Linked DNA regions of Mus musculus: region 2 is linked to region 1. Evidence: chromatin loops called from intact Hi-C (ENCODE). Cell type or tissue: gastrocnemius. All regions are shown on one strand. Each heading gives the region's core, and the rest is flanking DNA. Links, peaks and the distances in the headings are about the cores only. Region 1 overlaps Cbfb (core binding factor beta). Region 2 has its middle 13 kb from the start of Cbfb.

The links. A loop is a pair of places that touch in the nucleus more often than their neighbours do. Peaks named below come from ENCODE experiments on the same cell type or tissue, not always from the same donor. Only the 100,000 strongest peaks of a DNase experiment are listed, where the experiment ranks them.
Region 2: it touches region 1 in a loop (2.8-fold over the local background); 14 of 42 quality-filtered maps call a loop at or near these places.

The regions. Positions count from the first base shown.
Region 1 is chr8:105,200,673-105,210,951 of GRCm38, reverse strand. Cbfb (core binding factor beta) reads right to left here. Exons shown (of 6, transcript NM_001161458.1): 5 at 8,374-8,500. It overlaps AI225912 (a long non-coding RNA gene), which reads right to left. Exons shown (of 1, transcript XR_001778641.1): 1 at 9,525-10,279. Among named protein-coding and RNA genes, the nearest start is that of AI225912, 7.8 kb to the right of the region's middle. In gastrocnemius, for the core only: no CTCF peak of the experiment used is centred there; a DNase peak (open chromatin) is centred at 3,876; H3K27ac peaks cover 390 bases.
Region 2 is chr8:105,152,055-105,162,333 of GRCm38, reverse strand. It overlaps the pseudogene Gm51414. Among named protein-coding and RNA genes, the nearest start is that of Cbfb, 13 kb to the left of the region's middle. In gastrocnemius, for the core only: a CTCF peak has its summit at 4,597 (motif pointing left); a DNase peak (open chromatin) is centred at 6,861.

The sequences.
Region 1 (10,279 bases), core at 1,910-6,909:
GTTCTTTTATTAAACAAAAGTAAACAAATGTGGAAAACTCTCCATGGAGAAATGCTTTAGTCATGAAAAGAGCTGCAATCCACTGAGTATGTACATATAGACAGATATAGTCTCCTCATACTTTATATTTGGTACTTGGCGACAAGTTAATATTGAAGAGGTCGGGCTTCACTCTCACTATATAGCAGGTAAGACTGCAACATGGAGGGGTTAGTGATGCCTACACACACAGGGCAGTAAGTCTAGAAAAACCTAAGTGACAACATCCCTAGCCAATGCTAAGGCTCAGAGATATAAAACCTAAGTTTTAAGTTCTGAGTTGATGCATTTCCCTTGTAACTCATTAAAAGGTTAAAGCTAGGTCAGAGATGGTTCAGTGGGGAAAGGCACTTGTTGACAAGCCTGAATTCAGCCCTTAGGACTCATATAGTGCAAACAGGGAACCAATTTCTGCAAGTTATCCTCTGACCACCATATTATACACACACAAATACAGATGATGATTTTTTTCTTACAAAAAAAAAATAAGGTATTTTGTGCAAAGTTAAATGTGCTGAAAATAAAAATACTGAGGAGTTTAAGATAAACAGAGGCCAAGTTATCTATCTATCTATCTATCTATCTATCTATCTATCTATCTATCTATCTATCTATGTCTTTCAAGACAGCGTTTCTCTGTGTATCCCTGACTGTCCTGGAACTCACTCTGTAGACCAGTCTGGCCTCGAACTCAGAAATCTGCCTGCCTCTGCCTCCCAAGTGCTGTGATCAAAGGCGTGCGCCACCACTGCCCGGCCTGAATTATTATTTTTGCTTGGACCATACAGTCTCTAAAAATAAAACTCACATAATACTTTTGTTTTATTTCCAAGTGGTTTCTAATCTAAATCTTCTGAATATTCTGAATATTCAGTAATTATTAATTCATTCTGTGCTATCAAAAGTAAATACTTACTAAAACTTCATAATCCAGCCAGAGAGAAGCATTTTGTAGACAGTGCTAGGGAACATTTGTTGTAGTGCCTTGTGGCCAAGTAATTTGCCAATAGTACTTTATTAGCTTAGGTCAAGAGGACAATTCAACTAAAGGCAGTCTCTAGCAACAGACAGTACATGAACTGCTACTAGACAGGCAAGAGAGGCACTTTTCCACCAAAACACTTTCCAGGCACTCTGCAAGCCTAGGAAACTGCTATCTTTGTAGTCAGCAGAACCAGGCAAAATTCAACTTTTTTGGTTGCTTGGAAACTGTCTTATCACTACCACCAAAAAGCCAAAATCTAAAATGTTCTGGCAACATATCTTTGTGTTTCAGTCTAAAATTAGAATAAGCCCACTTACCTAGCATAACAGATACATTGTAAGTCACACACTACATTCCATTTAGCCTCCATGAAAAAGGACAAGTTAGTGAGACTCCAGGAGAACAAACAACTTTTGAATTGCCAGAGAAACAGCAGTAAGAGAAAGAGCTAGCATTAAAACAAGGGGTCAATTATATACTGTGGTAGTCTGAATGAAAATTGTCCCCATAGGGAACTGTCTGAATACTTGGTCTCCAGCTGATAACAGGGAGGATTAGGAGGCCTGACCTTGCTGGAGAAAGTCTGTCAGGCTTTAAAAGACTCCCGCCATTCTGAATTGGCTCTCTCTGCTTCCTACTTTTTAACCAACATGTGAACTCTGAGATCCTGCAGCTATGTCTTTGTTCTATCAGACTCTCCTAAAACTTCTAAAACCCTAAGGCCAATTAAACATTTCCTTTTGTAAGTTGCTTAATGTTATATCACAGCTATAGCAGAATATGTTGATTCTACATATCAAAGGTCCTCAAGCAATCTACTGCCAAGTCATGTCTGAGGCCCTGAAAACACTGCAGGAACCCCAGAGGGAGATCAATCATTTCTTTTCTTTTCTTTTTTTTTTTTTTTTGGTTTTTCAAGACAGGGTTTCTCTGTATAGCCCGGGCTGTCCTGGAACTCACTCTGTAGACCAGGCTGGCCTGGAACTCAGAAATCTGCCTGCCTCTGCCTCCCAAGTGCTGGGATCAAAGGCGTGCGCCACCACGCCCGGCTGAGATCAATCATTTCTATTGCTTTGACTTTTCTCTACTTTACATATTGGGGCACAATACAAAATTTAAAGGGGTTTGCTGTCTTAAAAAGTAGCCTATTTACCACAGGATGTAGTGGCATATGCCTGTAAGAGCAGCATTTGGGAGGCTAAAGTGGGAGGATCAGATGTTTGAGACCAGCTTAGGCAACATAGTGTTACTCCCTCAGCAAAACAAATCAAAACAAAGAAAGCTAATCTGCCAATTACATACAGAACACAATTAAAGAATCTTCTGCTCATTATTCTGTGTTACACCAAGGACAAGTTTTCTATTTCTTAAAACAAAACCCAAAACATTTATTTTATGTTTTGTCTGCGTGCCTACACACATACATGCATGCTGATTCCTGGGGAGGCTAGGTGATACCAGATATCCTGCAGCTGGAGTTACCTATGGTTGTGAGTGCTCTGACACCCAAAGTAGCTACAGAAAAATCAAACTCTAGTCCTCTCTAAGAGCAATGAGCCCCTTATATAGAATTTTCTTTTTTTCCTAAATAAAGAACAGATGCATGTTGATACCAGACCCATAAAGTACTAAGAATATACAGTCAAAGATAAGCCCTCCATTTAGAAATTTTTTAAAATTTAAAATTACATGTATCTCTGTATGAATTTGTGCACATTAGTGCAGGTGTCCAGGAAGATCAGAGGCACAAGACCACAATGGCTCTGGAGGTAGAAGGCAGTTGACATGAGCAGCTGACATGGGTACTGACAATCAAACTCTGTAAAAAGTTAGCATTCTTAATTGCTGAGTCATCTCTTTTCAGCCCCCTATGGCTTATTTACATGTATGTGTGAGTTTGTGAATGTATGTGCAGGTTCCCATGAAAGCCAGAAAAACATGTCAGATACCCTGGATCTGAAGGTTGCTGGGAACCAAGTCGGTGCTTTCCAAGAGCAGTCTGTACTCTTAACTGCTGACCCATCCCTCCAGCCCCAGTAGCTCTTCATTTTGCCACCCATCCCTCATATCTGATTTCTACTGGTTTCCTGTTTCAGTTTACATTATCTACTAGAGAACTATCCATATTCAAACAAACATATTCATCTTAAAAATACTTATAAGATATTACACATAAATTTTTATCTCATTTTTGAGGGGGGGGGTTTCGAGACAGGGTTTCTCTGTGTAGCCCTGGCTGTCCTGGAACTTACTCTGTAGACCAGGCCGGCCTCAAACTCAGAAATCTGCCTGCCTTTGCCTCCCGAGTGCTGGGATTAAAGGCGTGCGCCACCATGCCCGGCTACATCTCATTTTTATTTTAAGATTATTTAACAATATCTCATTAAGGTTACTAAAATGTGTATTTTTTTTTAGATAGGAAGTACTTAAAATTTTTAGAAAAAAGTTTATCATGTGTCATATCAATTAAAAGGTAGAAAAAAATACTGTACTACTGAAAGCCTCTTCCTGAAAAGACAGAAAAAAGAAATGTTAAATCTTACTGTGAGTGATGGAAAACAATCTCAGCAGTTTAGAGATGGAAAGCTGGAAGCATGCACGTGGAGCCTTATGCAAGGAAGTTCATATTAAGACAACAGAGACAAACTGAAAAGCCCTAAGACACCAACCACCTGAAGTTCTGCTTCCCTCAAACACAGCACTAACTTTAGATACACATTAAATGCTCATGAGTATTATCAATGCAACTTTAGTATAGCAAGGCTAGAGAGTTCAGTTATTCAGGCAGTGGTGGACAGCCCTAAGCTTCAGTGCTGCCAAAAGTCTCAGGCTTCCAAAAATCATTACCCAGTGCCACCCACGAACGAGTTACCGCTGTTCCCTGGCTCTCATTTCCAGTCAGGCATCAGGACCACCCACTAGAACCAATATTATTCTTTTCTGCCTCAGTCTTTTCTATTCCAGGGAAAATGATTTCTAACGTCCCCTGACAGATTTTATTTTTCAGCTTAATCCTCTCTACTTCCTACTGCTAAACTATATTTGTGCAGACACCCTGTTTCAAAAACTCTGGCATAATTTCTTGCTCTTTCGTCTGCCAGCAGACTGTTAGAAAGGGAGCACGTCAGTTATCCTGGGGGTTTTGTTTTACGTGAATTAGAGGAAGCTTAAATCCCAACGATATTTGATTGTGTGTCTGTCCTTGTGTATTTTGAGACAGGGCTTCACTACATAACCCTGGATGGCCTGGAACTTGCTATGCAGATTAAGCTGGCCTCTCCTCCTCTGCTCCATAATGGGTAACCATACCCAGACCCAAAAAAGTTTAAATTATAGGGAGGAAATGTTTTCTTCCACTGTTGCTTTTTTAAAAAGAGGTAAAGAGCAAGAAAGCAAACTTTTAGAAGTACTCATAGGTAAGACAGGAATATAATGGAGAAGGGCAAAAAATATATATACACAAAACACAAGACACACGGACCACAAAGCCCTCTTCAGTTGCCAGTGTGTACTCTGGAGACAGATTCCAGCCCAGAGCTTTTAGATGACAGTTCTTTAAAAGAACTAATATTTCAAATTATTGATATAAGTGACCAGAGCAGTCGTTCTTAACGTTCCTAATGCTGTAATCCTTTAATACAGTTCCTCGTGCTATGGTGACCCCCAACCATGACATTCTTCTTGTTGCTACTTCATAACTGTAATTTTTCTACTGTTATGAATTGTAATGTAAATCTATGATATGCAGGATATCTGTTATGAGACCCCTGTGAAAGGGTTGTTCAACCCTCAAAGGGGTTGTGACCCACAGGTTGAGAACTGCTGGACTAGAGGCTCTTAAATCATTGATGAAAATTTAACTGTTTTTTCTATCTTCGAGGTCATAATGCTTTAGTGCCTAATACACTTTAGAGAACTAAGAGGATGCTCCACCAGACAATTCAATTAGCTGGAGCCAGCAGCAGGGAGAGCTTTTAGCACTAAGGAAGCACTTTAGAGCTATTAGTTCTGCTGGCACACATGGGCTGAGCACTGTATTAAGTGCTTTCTAAGTGTTTCTCATTCAATTCTCACAATTTCTTTCTGTGATAAAACTGGGGTCTCAGAGACTGGGAAGTGACTGAACAGGAATGTGGACTGAGCCTGACTACAAAGCCCAGGCTCTCAACTGCAGATCTGCTCATGGAATACCTACCTGAATGACACATTACTTGGCACCTCTGTCAACAGGCTTTATTTTTGTTTACAACCATCAAAAATCAAAATCAAAATATGTTCAAGCGACAACACTGTAAACTAAAAAGAGTACCTAAGTACTTATTAAAATAGACAATCTGTGCTGGGCACAGTGGCACACATTTAATCCCAGCACTAGGAGATTCTCTGCCAAGAGTCTGGGCCAGCCAGGGCTACACAGTAAGACCTGTCACAAACAAACCCTTTCTCTAGTAATTGAACCTAAGGTATATATGAACATTTCCTAAGTTCTATTAGTTCTCAGTTATTTCTTCAAGTATATTGCATGTATTTCAGAAAGACTGACCACACCCTCTGGCTTGACAAGTTCCATCCACTATTCGTTCATTCCTTTGCACAGAAAAGTCTTCCCCAGTCTGCCCACCCGACAAGCACACTTCTTTTGAATCTCTCCAAGTGTATTCTGTGACGTGCCTAAGGAGAGCCGACTGTTACATGCTCCACTGAAGTGCTTTAACATAAGGTAAGCAACACTGCAGTTGCCTGTTTTTACATCCACTTTCTGTCAAGTCTGAAAGGTGTGCACACCTTTAGTCAATTAATACAAATCAACAAAGTTAGGTATTTTTATTAAAATCTTTGCAGAAGCCGGGAGTGGTGGTGTACTTTTTTAATTCCAGCACTTGGGAGGCAGAGGCAGGTGGATTTCTTTGGAATTTGAGGCTAGCTTGGTTTACAAAGTGATTTCTAGGATAGCCAGGGCTACAGAGAGAAACCCAGTCGCAACGCAACGCAACGCAACGCAACGCAACGCAACGCAACGCAACGCAACGCAACGCAACGCAACGCAACGCAACGCAACGCAAAGCAAAGCAAAGCAAAGCAAAGCAAAGCAAAGCAAAGCAAAGCAAAGCAAAGCAAAGCAAAGCAAAGCAAAACACCTCTAGCTCTCAGACAGGACTAACTGTTTTTTGGAAGATGTTCAAAATGGAAGATGTGTTTACCAAGTAAACACAATGGAGAAACACTATGGTAGATAACTCAGGGGACACAGAGAGTAAGGTCTTCTTCATTTTATGGGATCTCAAGGAAGGGATGGGCAGATATATTTACAGCCCTTTCAACATACAGTTCAATAAATGCTTACACAGACCTAAGAGGTAGCTGGGAGGGCGGCACATGCTTCGACCCCCAGCATGTGCAGGCTGGAGTCAGGAGGAGCAATCACCCAGCTCTGGTTCTGCTATACAGCGAGTTCCTCAGGAGCTTGTGCTAGATGAGACCTTGTCTCAAAAACAAACAAAACCCCAAAGCAAACAGACAGAAAAAGTAAGGGTGAGAGGGGCAGGAGGAAGGAAAGTGGTCCAAGTCAGGAGGAGAGGCAGAGGGAAAATAAGAGAGGAAGAAATTAAATGCTGTGGAAATTCCAAAGCAGAAGATGGTCAAGACTTGAGAAGGGCTTGATGTAACTTAAGGTGCAGTCTGCCTGATGAATGGGGAGAAAAGTACACTGCACAGAGTACAACAGGTAAAATGATAAGAAATATAAGATATAAGATCTGTAAAAACTTCCCACAAACTGCACTGTGGGTTCTGGGAACTGAATGTTCTTAAAGGCTAAGCTGTCTCTTTCATTCCTTGCCACCCTGCAAAGCCAGTCAAATTTGGTAATGGGAGTGGTGTACAACATTAGGGACATGAATATCAGCACTGACAACCCATTACCATTGGATTGGCGTTACTGGCTTTTTTAAAGTTGGTGTTTCCTGAGCTGTGGGTACAGAAGAATGAAGGAACAGGTCTGAGCTTGAGCTCTGGCCGGGAAGAGTCAGTGGGAGGAAAGGTAGGCAGAGGGAGACAGAATTCGTATTCCCAAGAATATGTTTAATTTAAAAATAGTTAAATATTAACTTTTTCAACTAAGTCCATTTAAATTAAGAAACAATTTTATACATAAAGACTGAACACAGGTACTGCAACCATACAGGAAGAGAAGGAAGTAGTTATTATACAAACTGAGATAATGATTACTTTTTAAAAAAATTTTATTTATTATTATATGCAAGTACACTGTAGTTGTCTTCAGACACACCAGAAGAGGGAGTCAGATCTTATTACAGATGGTTGTGAGCTACCATGTGGTTGCTGGGATTTGAACTCAGGACCTTCGGAAGAGCAGTTAGTGCTCTTAACCGCTGAGCCATCTCACCAGCCCAATGATTACTTTTGAGTAGAATAAGGTTATAATCATACACGCATACAAAGGGGATTGGTATGATATCAAGGTTTTATTTTGTTATCTTGAAAGTAGTTATAAGGATATTAGATCTATAGTAATTCGTCAAGACTACGTATTTCTTCTATGTAGATATAATCTGTACCTTACTTTGTAATAAATTAAAAATTTTTAGATTTATCTCTCCAATCCCTAAATAGATACTAAATAATCCTGTTAAACTCCATTCTTGGGGTATTTGAAAATAATAAGCTGTCCTCTCAACTCAAGAGTTACACAAATGATGAAGACTATTCTGTTTCAAGATGGTCATTCCCAGTGATATTCATATGATAAAGCAGCTATGTACCCTTCCTCAGGCCAGGGTTAAATGTGAGAAAATAAAGCAAAGAAACCTACCTTTGTAACTTTCAACATCAAGGTAAATATTCATAAAGAAGTAGAAAATAGTACTTGCCTTTAAGGATTTTTTTGTAATGTTTTATATTACTGGTTATAAGCCTGGCCTTTAATGCTGAGCCATCTCTTCAGCATTTTAGCAATGTTTACATGTTTTGATCATGCTCTATATTAACAAGAGACACATTTTATATGTAGGTGTGTGATGGCTCACACCTGTATCCTAGTACTTAGAAAGTGGAGGTAGGAAGAGGTGGAACAAAGATATTTCAATCAATGAATTAAAAGAAAAATATACCTTATTTTGTATATATAGTAAGACTTTTTTTGTGAAGACCAATAAATGAGAATAAATGCAACCTTTAAATTAGAATAATTACATTTTATAGACAATTGCATAAAATCAATTCAAGCAAGAATATACAATTTTAAAAAATAAAAGACAAAGTTAAACCAATTAAAAACATTATGCACAAACATCAAAAACACAGCCTGAGAGTTTGGGGAAAGTACTAACCAGTTACTGCCAGCAGCTGTGAAACTCTCACCTCCATTTCCTCCCGGTGAGACCTGTCTCTATCCTCAAATTCTCGAGTTCTTCTTCGAGCCTCTTCAAAGGCCTGTTGTGCTAATGCATCTTCCTGCTGTCAGGGTACATGAAATAATTATTTTGATTTATGTAAAAAAAAAAAATTGAATTTGGGGATTTTTTGGAAAGAATCCAACCGAAGAGTAATTCTTAAAATATCAGTATTAATCAATCCCCTCCATCCCGCACTAATTTCAGAGGTACTTTTATTTTGGAGTGAGGGTCTCGTTATAGCCTTGGCTGGTCTGAAACATAATCCTCCTGCCTTAACTTCTCCAGCACTGGGATTACCGACATGTGCCTCCTCATTCTAACAGGAATCTGAACCATCTTTGTAACCCTTCTTACCTCTGTAAACTAAAGTAGCACTCTACCTATTTGCTGCTTATATTTTTGGAATCTTCATTTCTATAAACACTTTTCTAACTTGGAACCCAAAGAGCTGTAAACTCGATTATTTTAAGTCCCCCAAACACCGCCCCTGTTCCATTCTGTTCTGGCACCTCAGAGCTGCCCCTGCGATCCGTGTGTGTGTGTATAGCTAAAGCACAATGTGATCACAATGACTCCTAACCTTAAATGCTCCCTTACTGTTACTCTCTTCAGCATAAAATGTTCAAGCTTTGCCAATCACGTACAACTTAGTATGCACTTATATTTTTGATGATTTGCAGAAACTAAAAGATACAGAATACCCTCCCCGCAAAAAGAAAATAAAAAAGCAGCCATCAATATTCACTTCCCTACAACAGTACAAAAGTTGGCAGTGTAACTCACTTCTGCCAATGAGGTAACAGCAGAAGACCCAATGGAGGCTGGTGAGATGGCTCAGTGGGTAAAAGCATCATCGCGTGCTCTTCTGAAGGTCTGGAATTCCAATCCCAGCAACCACACCGTGGCTCACAACCACCCGAAATGAGACCTGACACCATCTTCTGGTGCATCTGAAGACAGCTACAGCGTACTTATTTATAATAATAAATAAATCTTTGGGCCAGAGTGAGCAGGGACTGAGTGAGCGGGGCCGACTGGAGCCAGCAGAGGTCCTAAAATTCAATTCCCAACAACTACATGAAGGCTCATAACCACCTGTATAGTTACAGTGTACTCACACACATAAAAATAAATAAATCTTAAAAAAAAAAAAAAGACACCTAATGAGGTTTTCAAGAAGGCTATGTAAGAGAGATTTCACTATTCTTTCCTGGGAACTGATATAGTGTTCAGAGAGTTAGCAGCCATCTAGCAAATAGGACAGAGCCGCAGGCTAGAGGCAGCAGGAAGATGAAAAAACCCAGGCCTCTGATACTGTAATAAATGTTATACCAGGTCTGACTATGCTAGCTATCTTACTATGTGCAATCAATTAAGTTAACAAGACTAACGCTTATGTTTTCACACTCTGTAGAGGCCTTTTATTTACATCCAGAGTTTTTACATCTCTAGAAAAAGAACAACAAGATTTTCCCTTCTGTGTGTCTTCCTCTTGTTCTTCATGGTCCATGACTCCAGCTGAAGTTGTCAGTACACTGGAGCCAGTGACAGGTGAGAGCAGATTGTTCCGCTATTTTCTGGGTCTTTGAGTTGCACATTAAATCTAGGGCTGATCACTTTACACTTGTTCAACCAGCCTGTGAAGTTCACCATGATTTCCCCAGCTTGGCTATCATCAATGACATCAGATTCTGCAATGTAACCACACTTCATCATCACAGTTAGCAACTGACTCTTGACTTAAGAGCATGGTCTGAAGACCTGGTGCCTGCCTCTTTTCTCAGCATTGTTGATGCTTCCAGGACTTTCATGCGCACCATGCTGAGGGCAGGGAAAGATG
Region 2 (10,279 bases), core at 2,424-7,423, 49 kb after region 1:
AGACCAGGCTGGCCTCGAACTCAGAAATCCACCTGCCTCTGCCTCCGGAGTGCTGGGATTAAAGACGTGCACCACCACACCTGGCACAAACTAGCAATCTTACAAACAACAAAGTAGCTCAGGCTATCCTCAAAATCATGGTCCCCATGCTTTGTCATCCTGAGTGACAGGTGTGTGCCACCATGTCCTTTACCTCCTGTCTCTTTCTGAGTCTCAAAATCTATTCCCTTCCCTGTGTCCTCAGACACAGGAAATGCCAACCAAGAATAAACCAAGGCCTGCAACTAGAGATCAATGGATCAATAAAGGAGGTTGAATAATTTAACACTCACTTCTGGCTCGTTATTGACTCTGAGATTCAAACCCACCCTTTTCTGCCTCCTCTTCTTTTATGTGTCTGATGATGACACCCTGACACTTTGTCCTCTTCTTGGATTCTTTCCCAAGTTTCCCAACCACACCAATCAGGCAGGCATGGTTCCCATCATACTGTAATCATGTCTTATAAATAGAAAGGAATACCAAGCCACAGCCCCCCCCAGCCCCCAGCAGCCTGACATCCTCCTAGGAACACAAAGAAGAATAATTACCAAAGCAGACACCAGTTGTCTTCCTCAACTGTGTAGCCAAGGAGTTGAGCTCTGGTCTGTTCTAACCTGGCTCGTGTCTTGTCTAGCTAGCCTCTCTTCCCTTTATTAGCCAGACACACCCATCCTCTTTCTCAGTAGATGTTCTAGGTCCACCTTATGTTCCCTTCTGTCCCAGGAGATCTCCCAGCATGCCTTATACACGTTGATTCTGTCATGCAAGCAGCTCCCCTACACAGCTCACAAGGGCTCATTCTCAAGAAAGCTTCATCAAGTGCAGCTGTTCTCAATCTGTGGGTGGTAACCCCTTGGGCAAAACTCGATCTCTAAAAATAGTCACATTACGATTCCTAACAGTAACAAAAGTACAGTTAGGAAGTAGCAACAAAAACAATGTTATGGTCAGGGGTCATCACAACATGAGGAACTGTATTAAAGGGTCACAGCATTAGGAAGGTTGAGAAACACCCATGTAGTGCCAACTCTCAGACTTCACCCAAGTTTTGTCTACATTAGACTCTTTCCAAGAAGAAACTGAGGGGAAGCCACCTTACAAATACACCTCAAGACCCTTACAATGGGGTTAAGGTTGTAGTCTGCAGCAGAACATTTTCTGAACATGGAGGCCCTAGTTTTTATCCCTGGTACTGTAAAAAAAATTCTTGTTTTAAAAATTATTTATTATTATTATTATTAATTTATCTGATTTTTTTTGAGACAGGGTTTCTTGAGATAGCCCTGGTTGTATTGGAACTAACTCTATAGACCAGACTGGCTTTGAACTCAGATTCTCCTGCCTCTGCCTCCCAAGTGCTGGGATGAAAGGCATGCACCTCTACTCCTGTCTCTTGTTTTCTTTTTTAGGACCATCTTGGAGGTTGGGCCTGGCAACACATTCCTGTAATCCCAGTGCTCAGGAGGTGGAACGCAGCCTGAGATCCAGGAGACTGTCTCAAAATTTAAGTTCGATTTAAAAAATGCTTTGGAAGAGACAGCCCTTTGGGAATAACAGAGGTTGTCTGGTCTGAGCTGAGATGCTACCTAGTGAAATATAGGCATTCTCCAATGCCTTCAAGGTAAAGAGGGAAGGGATTAATTACTATCTTGCTTTGCAGCTCATGAGATAAAGACTCAGAACATAAAAACCGAGTCATTCAAAAGGCACCATAGCCAGGTAGACCCCAGAGAGATCAAGAGGATGAAAGAGTCTAGAAGCTGAAGAAATTCAGTTTCTTAATTCTCTTCTCTTCTCTTCTCTTCTCTTCTCTTCTCTTCTCTTCTCTTCTCTTCTCTTCTCTTCTCTTCTCTTCTCTTCTCTTCTCTTCTCTCTCTCTCTCTCTCTCTCTCTCTCTCTCTCTCTCTCTCTCTCTCTCTTTCTCTCTCTCTCTCTCTCTTTTGCTGGTGAGGGGGATGGGGTCTTCTGTACCCAGGGATCCTAGGCTGACCTTGAAATCAATAAGTAGCCAAGATGACCTTGAAATCCTGATCCTTCTGTCTCCACCTCCCAAGAGCTGGGATTAAAGATGTGTGTCACCCTGCCTAGTTTACTCAGAGCTGAGGTCTGTCTGAACCTGGGCTTTCTGGAATGCTAGGCAACCTCTCTACCAATTAAACTACATCCTTTTAATTTGTTGAGGAGTAACCCTATTCAGAGCGTTTTATTGACTTACTTAAGATCACAGGACTTACTAGTCAGTTTCTTCACTTATAAATTGACAACAGACGCATCTACTTCTATCTACAAGGTCTATTTTGTTTGCAGACTTAAAGTGGTGCTGATGCAGCTTAGTGGTAGAACATTTTTCTAGTCTACATGAGGTGATACATTTAATCTCCAGCACTGAAAGAAGAAATCACAAAACTGGCTTATACAGAAAGAAGTGGTCCTGCCCCTAGAGGTGTTGCGGATGTGGTTGTGTGTCACGTATGCATCAGTAGGTGGCAGAGAGGAGGGAGGGTATGTCTTGGCTAATTGTTCTGACCTGAATCATTCTGAACATCTGAATGACTAATAGCCCAACATTCTTTGAAAAAAAAAAAAGTGATCCCAAGACGACCACCAAACCAGCTCCATGGGGCCTGGGTGGGAAGCTAGCCCAAGATGACCAGCATGCAGGCCTGGTGGGGTAGACCATGACAGAGATAACCCCTGCCGGACACCATAATAGACAAGCAGGGCATAGCACTCCTGAGACCACTCCTGAGATGATCCTAGCCACTCAGAGGCCCCAGGTTTCACCAAGAGGAACAAGTAAGTGGTGGAGAGATGGAAGAAGAAAAAACAAAAACAAAAACCCAGAATGATGTAGGCACAGTGAAGAGAGAAAGAACTGGAGACTCAAGGGTAGTGAAGAATAGCCTTACGTGAGTAGCTGGTGATGTCTCCCAGGACCATGGTGTGATCCTGGCCTGTGCTGCCACCAAGGGCCACATCTGGGTCCATGGCTGGCCTGGGCTGCTGCCGGAGGACATGTTGATGTCTGAGGCCTCACCCCTCACCTGCAGACTGTGGGAGATCTGGTCCTGGGGGTGGGGGTATATGAGAACAAGAGAGCTGACCCTGCTTCTATGAGCCGCAGTACTTGGGAAAGTAGGCCCCACAAACTGCTGGAGTTGCAGGTAAGCCAGATTCAAGGATACAAATGTGGGAGAGCTGGCCCCACCACTTGTCTGCCCTGTGATGACATGGGTGAGAGAGAGATGCCTCCACTTGCCCTTAGAGCAGGCAAGAGAGCTGGCCCTGAGTGAATGAGTGTCCGTACCCCTCACCTGTTACAGCACTTGGGAGAGCAGGGCCTGCACAGTGCCTGGGCAGCAGGGTAGAGCAGGGGAGCCCAAGAGCTGACCAGCTCAGACACCTCTCAGGCCCAGAGTTGATCCATCCCAACATCTACCCCGTGGATGAACTGCTGGTGTTCATAAAGGGGCCTGGTCCTACAGATCCAAAACTATAGGATTTCCATGACACACGGCAACAACAGGATATCTGAGAAGAGTTCCAGTGAGGACCAGTATTGATAGAGTAGCAGAAACCAGAGGCCTGGTACCACACCAACGAGTCATTGCAACGAACATTTGCAAACAAAGAAGTATGGAGAAAGGGTGCACTGTGGGACACGGTGGGACACACTACAGTTTCTACAACAAGATTTTTTCCTGGGGGGGGTGGAGGTTGCAAGGATAGAGGGTGGGTACAAGGAGAGGGGGAGATGAGTGGGATTGGGGTTCATGATGTGAAATTCACAAAAGAACCAATAAAACCTTTAAGAAAGGGGTGGTGGTGGTGATAGCAGGGTATGTGGTGCATGCCTTTCATCCCAGCACTTGGGAGGCAGAGGAGGCAGAGGAGGCAGGAGGATCTCTGTGAGTTTGAGTCCAGTGTGGTTTACATAATTTTACATGTATGGGTATTTTGCCTGCCTGCATGTCTGTGCAGTACCTGTGGGGGCCAGAAGAGGTTCTCAGGAACTGGAGGACTGAGAACTGAACCTGGCCCTCTGCAAGAGCAACACGTGTTCCTTCCTGAGCCATCTCTGGAGCCCTGGGAACTTTTAGAAGTTCCCTCTGACTCTGAAAAGTAACAGAAGGTCTAGCGAAAATCTTATAAAGTGACATCAGCAGGGACAAGCAGAGCAAACCTGGGGAGTTCGTGTTTGCCTGTAACACAGGGATGAGTCAGTGACCTCCCTCCTGTGTAGGCAAGCTAAGAACAGCGCAAGTGCTCAAACCAGACCGAGGTTCTGGAAGGTGCTGCTCGAGGCCCCTGCTGCTTTCACTGTCCCCTTCAAAAGGTCCTCCCGAGTTAAGTGACCTAGCTGACCAGAGATGAACCAGTGTGGGTGCTCCGGGCGAGGTGGTTACCAATGATTGTCTAATCAGAACTTTCTCTGCAGGCTGTAATTGATATGCGTTTATGTTGGAAGTCCTGCTGAACAAGAGATGAGGGCCACCATACATGCAAGGCCGCGGGATGAACACAATGAGAACAGCGCCTCCTGGAGGCGTGTACTGGAGTAGCACCTCTGTCACCCATACTTGAGGTTGGTGAGGAGGAATCAGAACCACCGATTCTCCATGGAGACAGCCTCCTGGCTTCTCACATTAGACCCACTCACTACACGTTTGGTTGTGGTACAGCTGCATCATCACTCCTCCTGATGTGCTTGTGATGTATTGGTCACATAAAACACAAGCGGGTCAGGGTTTTTCCTGACTGAGAGGATTGGAGAAGATCACAGGCTGCGGCTGGAAATCTGCCTCATTCGCTAAGAGTGCATCTTGCTCTATTGGAGGATCTAAGTTTGGTTCCCAGAATTCACATCACGCAACTCATGATCACCTGTGACTCTAGGATCCCAACATCCTCCTCTTCTATCCTACTCAGATTCTCATGCGTCTGCTTGTACACACACACACACACACACACACACACACACACACACACACAATTTTTAAGAATCAGAGTAGAGGCAACAGCTATGTTAAAACCCAGGATCCCCACCCTGCCCCTTTCTGAGCACCGTGGTTTGCTATGACTCGGGAGGGGCAAATTCGTGGTTTTGAAAGATCCAGCAACTGAGTTTTGGAGTCCTGGGCCTGATTGATGTCTTTGGGAGGCTATGGAGGCAGCACTAGCCTTTTCCCCCAGGCTGGCAGAGCTGCTCCTTGGGCAGGCGCCATGAATCAACCATAGGCACCTCTGCCATGTTGATAGATTTTCCTGCCACTAGTGTTAATTTCCTGAAAGCCCTTCTTTCCCACCTTCAGCCTCCCCATCAAAAAGAACAAGATCTGTAATGGTCTTAGGATCCAAAGAGCTGCAAGTGATAAGGCTTTGTAGCTGGAAGGAGCTTAGGCCAGAGTCTTTTTTTTTTTCTTCAAGATTTATTTACTTATTTTATGTATATGAGTACACTGTAGTTGTACAGATGCTTGGGAGCCTTCAAGTGGTTGTTGGGAATTGAAATTTTAGGACCTCTGCTTGTTCCAGTAAACCCTGCAGACAGCTTCAGATCTCATTATGGGTAGTTGTGAGACACCATATGGTTGCTGGGATTTGAACTCAGGACCTTCAGAAGTGATCTTACCCACTGAGCCGTCTCGCCAGCCCCTTAGGGCATAGTCTTGTTTCACCACTGGGGCTGTTTCTAGTGTACAGATGAGGAGAGGCAGGCTATGGGATGCAAGAGACCTACCTGAAGATGGAACCAAGGTCACGTCCAGACAAGAACACAGTGTTCCCAGATTATGCTTAGGAGCCATGGGGAATCCTGCTCTACATAGTCATCTAGACTTAGCCTTAGGGGTTTCTTTTTCAGGGCTCAAATAGACCCCCCCATATCTCCCTCCCAATGGCTCTCCAAACAAATCCCAAGTTCAAGCCCCCTTGACCACAAAGCTGGTGGTAAGAGAGTCCAGTCCAGTCTTGGTTAGCTTTCCCTGGGATAGCACGTGGCTCTGCCTGAACTCCCTCTTGGGGCTTTTTATGGGCCTAGTGAATATTGGATGAGGTCTCCAATCCAGGGGAAGATCATAAGAGTTTCTAGGCTAGACTGTCTAAGAAAACTCTGGCCACAGTGGCTCAGGGTTACTCTGCTTGTATGGAGGGCTGAGGTTGGTCAGAGCTGACCCCTTTTGCCCTTACCCATAACTCTTTAGGAAAATAGTGTATCTGGAAACCTTCTTCAACTTCTGTTTCCCTCGAACGTTCCCAAGTTCTAGTCATCTACTTTGTGAACGTGCTAGCTGTAAGAGATCAGTTTTGGCTCAAGACCCCAAAGACTATGTTCTCAGCACAAAGGAGACTTATTTGCTCCAGAGGAACAGAGGGCAGAGAATAAGAGACAAAGACAGGAGATACAGGAAGAGGGAGAAGGGGAAGAGAACAAGAGAGAGGGGGCAGGGCTATTTGACAAAGAACTGCCTCTGAATAGAGAGGAGACAGACTTGGCACACAGGAAAGTGGTGGATTACAAAGGTAAAAGAGGAAACCCTGTGTTAGAATGAGGTGTTTAATTTTAATTGGCCATGTTAATTAGGTGAGCCAAAAGGGACTTTTGATTGCTGGATTTCAATGCTTTGATAGCTGGACCTTGGTAGTTGGCCTCAAAAGAAAGAAGTAGCTAAATAAGGGAACAGACCTTGGGGGCTGGCTTTAGGAATGTAATCTAACAGTGTTTAGCAAGGCAGAGGGAATAAGGGAGAAGGGCAAGGTCTGCCAGAGCCATGTTTGCCAGGCTGGGCTGGCCAGACAGAGTCCCTTTGCCAGTTCCAGTCTATAAAGAATAAACTCACTGTCCAATTCTGTACCACAACCTCCTTGGGTCAGCTCTCTCCTATTCCAGTTCTTCTACATACTTATGCAACCTCCAAGATCTTTCTGGAAAGTAACTATGCCTAGGACGTGTTCCTGTTATGGTCGGTCCCCAGTGCTTCAGAGCAGGGTCTATGCTTCCTGCAAACTTACGGACCTGGTATGCCAGCTGAGCCACACTGCTGGAAATGAACAAGCCTGACTCAAGACCTCTGATCCTGCTGCCCCCCTCTGATCGACAGAGCTCCCCTCTTCTCTCGTGTCTGGTCTTTCTACCTTTTCTTACTAGTCCTTTTAAATGCTCCTTCTGAAAGCCCTTCTAGACTCCCCGGCCCCACCCAAGTTTGGTGTTTTCCTCTGTGGTCCCATAACCGTCCAGCCTACGCATTCTAGCATCCTCTACACCCAGACTCTGTTAGTGGCCATCCAGGCTAAGAGTCTGCTCACCTGCTGCTACCTTCTTAGCGCCTAGGCACTATTCTCTGCCAGGTTGGGTTGTTCTTATTCTCTATCAGTCTACCTATGTGCCTGTGTGTTTACCAACCTCAGTCTCTTTCCTTTGATGAAAGGAAACTCAATGACTTTCTTGGCCAGTCATTCCGTTGTCCTTTTATCTGCCTCTGTTTTTTTCCCTCATTTCCCACCCTTTAATTTGCTCTTGCTCTATGAAGTACCCTAGGCAGTCTCATTGCCACCATGTGTCTTCATTAATCCATCTCCATTGCCAGTCAGTTTCCCAGAGGCATGGATTCCTTTTGACACAGTTAATGGCACTGGCACACAGAAAGAGGTGCCCCAACTCTTTAAGTGATCCTCTCTTCCCCAACAGTCCGGACCCGCCCGGCTTGAGAGAGATCACTTGCGGAAAGAGCAAGGCAGGCACTCACTCCTTCCCTGACTGAGGCCAATCTGAGAGGAGTGTGGGCATAGAAAAGACCACTGCGGCCAGGCCTCAGCCCCTCCTGCCCAGGCCCTTGTAGAACCTATAGGGAAAGAGAAGTGCTGCCCAGCATTCTCTCCAGCTAACCCACCTTTCCTCCTGAATCCTTTCCCACTCTTTCTTTGAGGACTTTCAGCTCCTACCATTGTATGTCCTAGGCATTGGCTCCATCATTATAGGGCTCCAGTGTGTCCAACAGCAGTTGCAAAGGTCATGTTAGAAGGACCCTGATGTGTTTGGCGCTCCATACCAGCCGCCACTGCTCCTTTTCCCAGCTCCTCTTTACCTGGTGCTTCCTTGCATCTCAGGGCTTTTTACTAGGTTAGGGTCTAAGCTAAAACTCCTGGAACCTGCAGACCCCTGGAGGCAAAGTCTGATCCCAAATTCCAATATATATAATTTAATATATGCTTTAAAATACATATGAATATATTCAAATATATATTTATACAATATACAATGTATAAAATATATATTTTAAGATAATATATTAATACTTTACATATGTTATATAATATAATGTATATAAATACATACAAATATATTTAATTTTTATTTTTTAAAGATTTAATTTATTTATTATATGTAAGTGCACTGTAGCTGTCTTCAGACACACCAGAAGAGGGCATCAGATCTCATTACAGACGGTTGTGAGCCACTATGTGGCTGCTGGGATTTGAACTCAGGACCTTCGGGACAGCAGTCAGTGCTCTTAACTGCTGGGCCATTCTTTAGCCCTATTATATATATGTGATATATATATATATATACACCACACACACACAAATGTATATATACGTATACGTATATATATTCAGGGCAAAGGACCTAGGGAAGGAAGTCTATACATTCATTTAGTAGTGTTGAAGACCTTGATTGAGCTCCTTTCTGCCTTCTTTACTGCAGGAAGAGCAAGAACAAGAACGTACTGTGGGTTTTCAAAGCCTGGTTCTGCCATGGTCACCATCAGGGAACTGATTTGCACACTGCTAACCCAGACCCAGAGAAATGATGAGGGTCCTGAAAAAGCTAGAATACACCAGGTGTCTCAGTGGCAATTCTAGGACTGTGGTTGTATGGTCCCAGTGTTCTAGCTGCTGCAGGATGAATTGATGACTGGCTCCAAGGCACAAGAGGTGGGAGGCTAAGGAGTCCTCCCAGTGGCGTCCAACCCTCTTGCTCTGCCACCAGTCAGCCGCTGTTAAGTTCCAGGCCCAGGCGCCCTGGAGTCCGCTCTGGCTCTGGACAGTAGCCAGCGACCGGATCCATCACTGCAGTTGGCATGAGGCCAGATGGCTGGTCCCTCGGAGCTCCCAGGCAGCTGGCACTGTCGGTGTGCCGTGAAGGCTAAGATCCGCTCCTGATTGCCGGAGCCTGATGCGAGAGGAGGAGTCAGTTGCGGTGCTGCGGGGCCAGCGGTCAGCGGGACTGGTGGAACACTAATTGGTCCTTTCCCAGCCTGCTTGGCTGTTAATTGCTCCTTTGAGTGTAAAGGTGTCGGAGAAAAAGGGGGCGCTGCCTCCAGAGCCGGAAGCCAGAAGCCAGGCTCCAGCCCCAAGTTGGGCTTTGGAAATGCCTTCGAGCGGAGGCGGTGGCTTGTATCTGTAAAGGGTTCACCACCCCTCCGGGGTTGGCCAGCAAAGGTAAAGAGACAAGAGAACGTAGGCAGAGTGTGCGGTGTGGGAAGGGGCTGGTGGAAGACTGCACCTTCTTGGAGGGATGAGGAGAGTAAGGAGCCAGCTATCCACCTGGCTCCCTTCCAGGTTGCCCATTGGTATTCTATGCTGGAACCCCAGGGGAGGTCGAAGGTCCTAGAGTTTCCCGGAGCCTTTATTATTCTGTCAGCCACAGCCAGGTTGGAGTCTGAGCTCTTATTTATGCGCTCAGCGGTACTTCCTCTAATTTGGAGGATAAACACCCTTCTTTAGGCCTAGGTGAACAGGCCTACAGAGGAATATTGAAAGAGAAAATAAAGTTGCGAGTAGAGACTCAGGTGTGCAATCCCGCACCTTGGAGGCCGGATTGTTAAGAGTTCAAGGCCAGACCCAGCGCTCTCATATTGGATTACAATATGAGACCCTATGTGAAGAACAGGATAAATAATAGGTGCTGGAGAGGTGGCTCAATGCTTAAGGGCACGTTTTTTCTCTTGCAGAGGACGCAGGTTTAATCCCCAGCACCCACATGGTGGCTGCAAACATCTGTAATTGCAGTTTCAGTGATCCGATGCCCTCTTCTGAAGTCACACATGCTGCATACACATGCAGGCAAACACTCATATACATAAAAATTTAAATACATAAACCTTTAAAAAATAGAATAAATTAAAAAAAAATTAAAGCTCAGAGAAGGCAGGCAGGCTTCATTCAAGGTCACAGAAATAAATATAGGACTTTTGCAATGGGATTTTACAGCGGGAGAAGGGAGAAATTAGGCTCA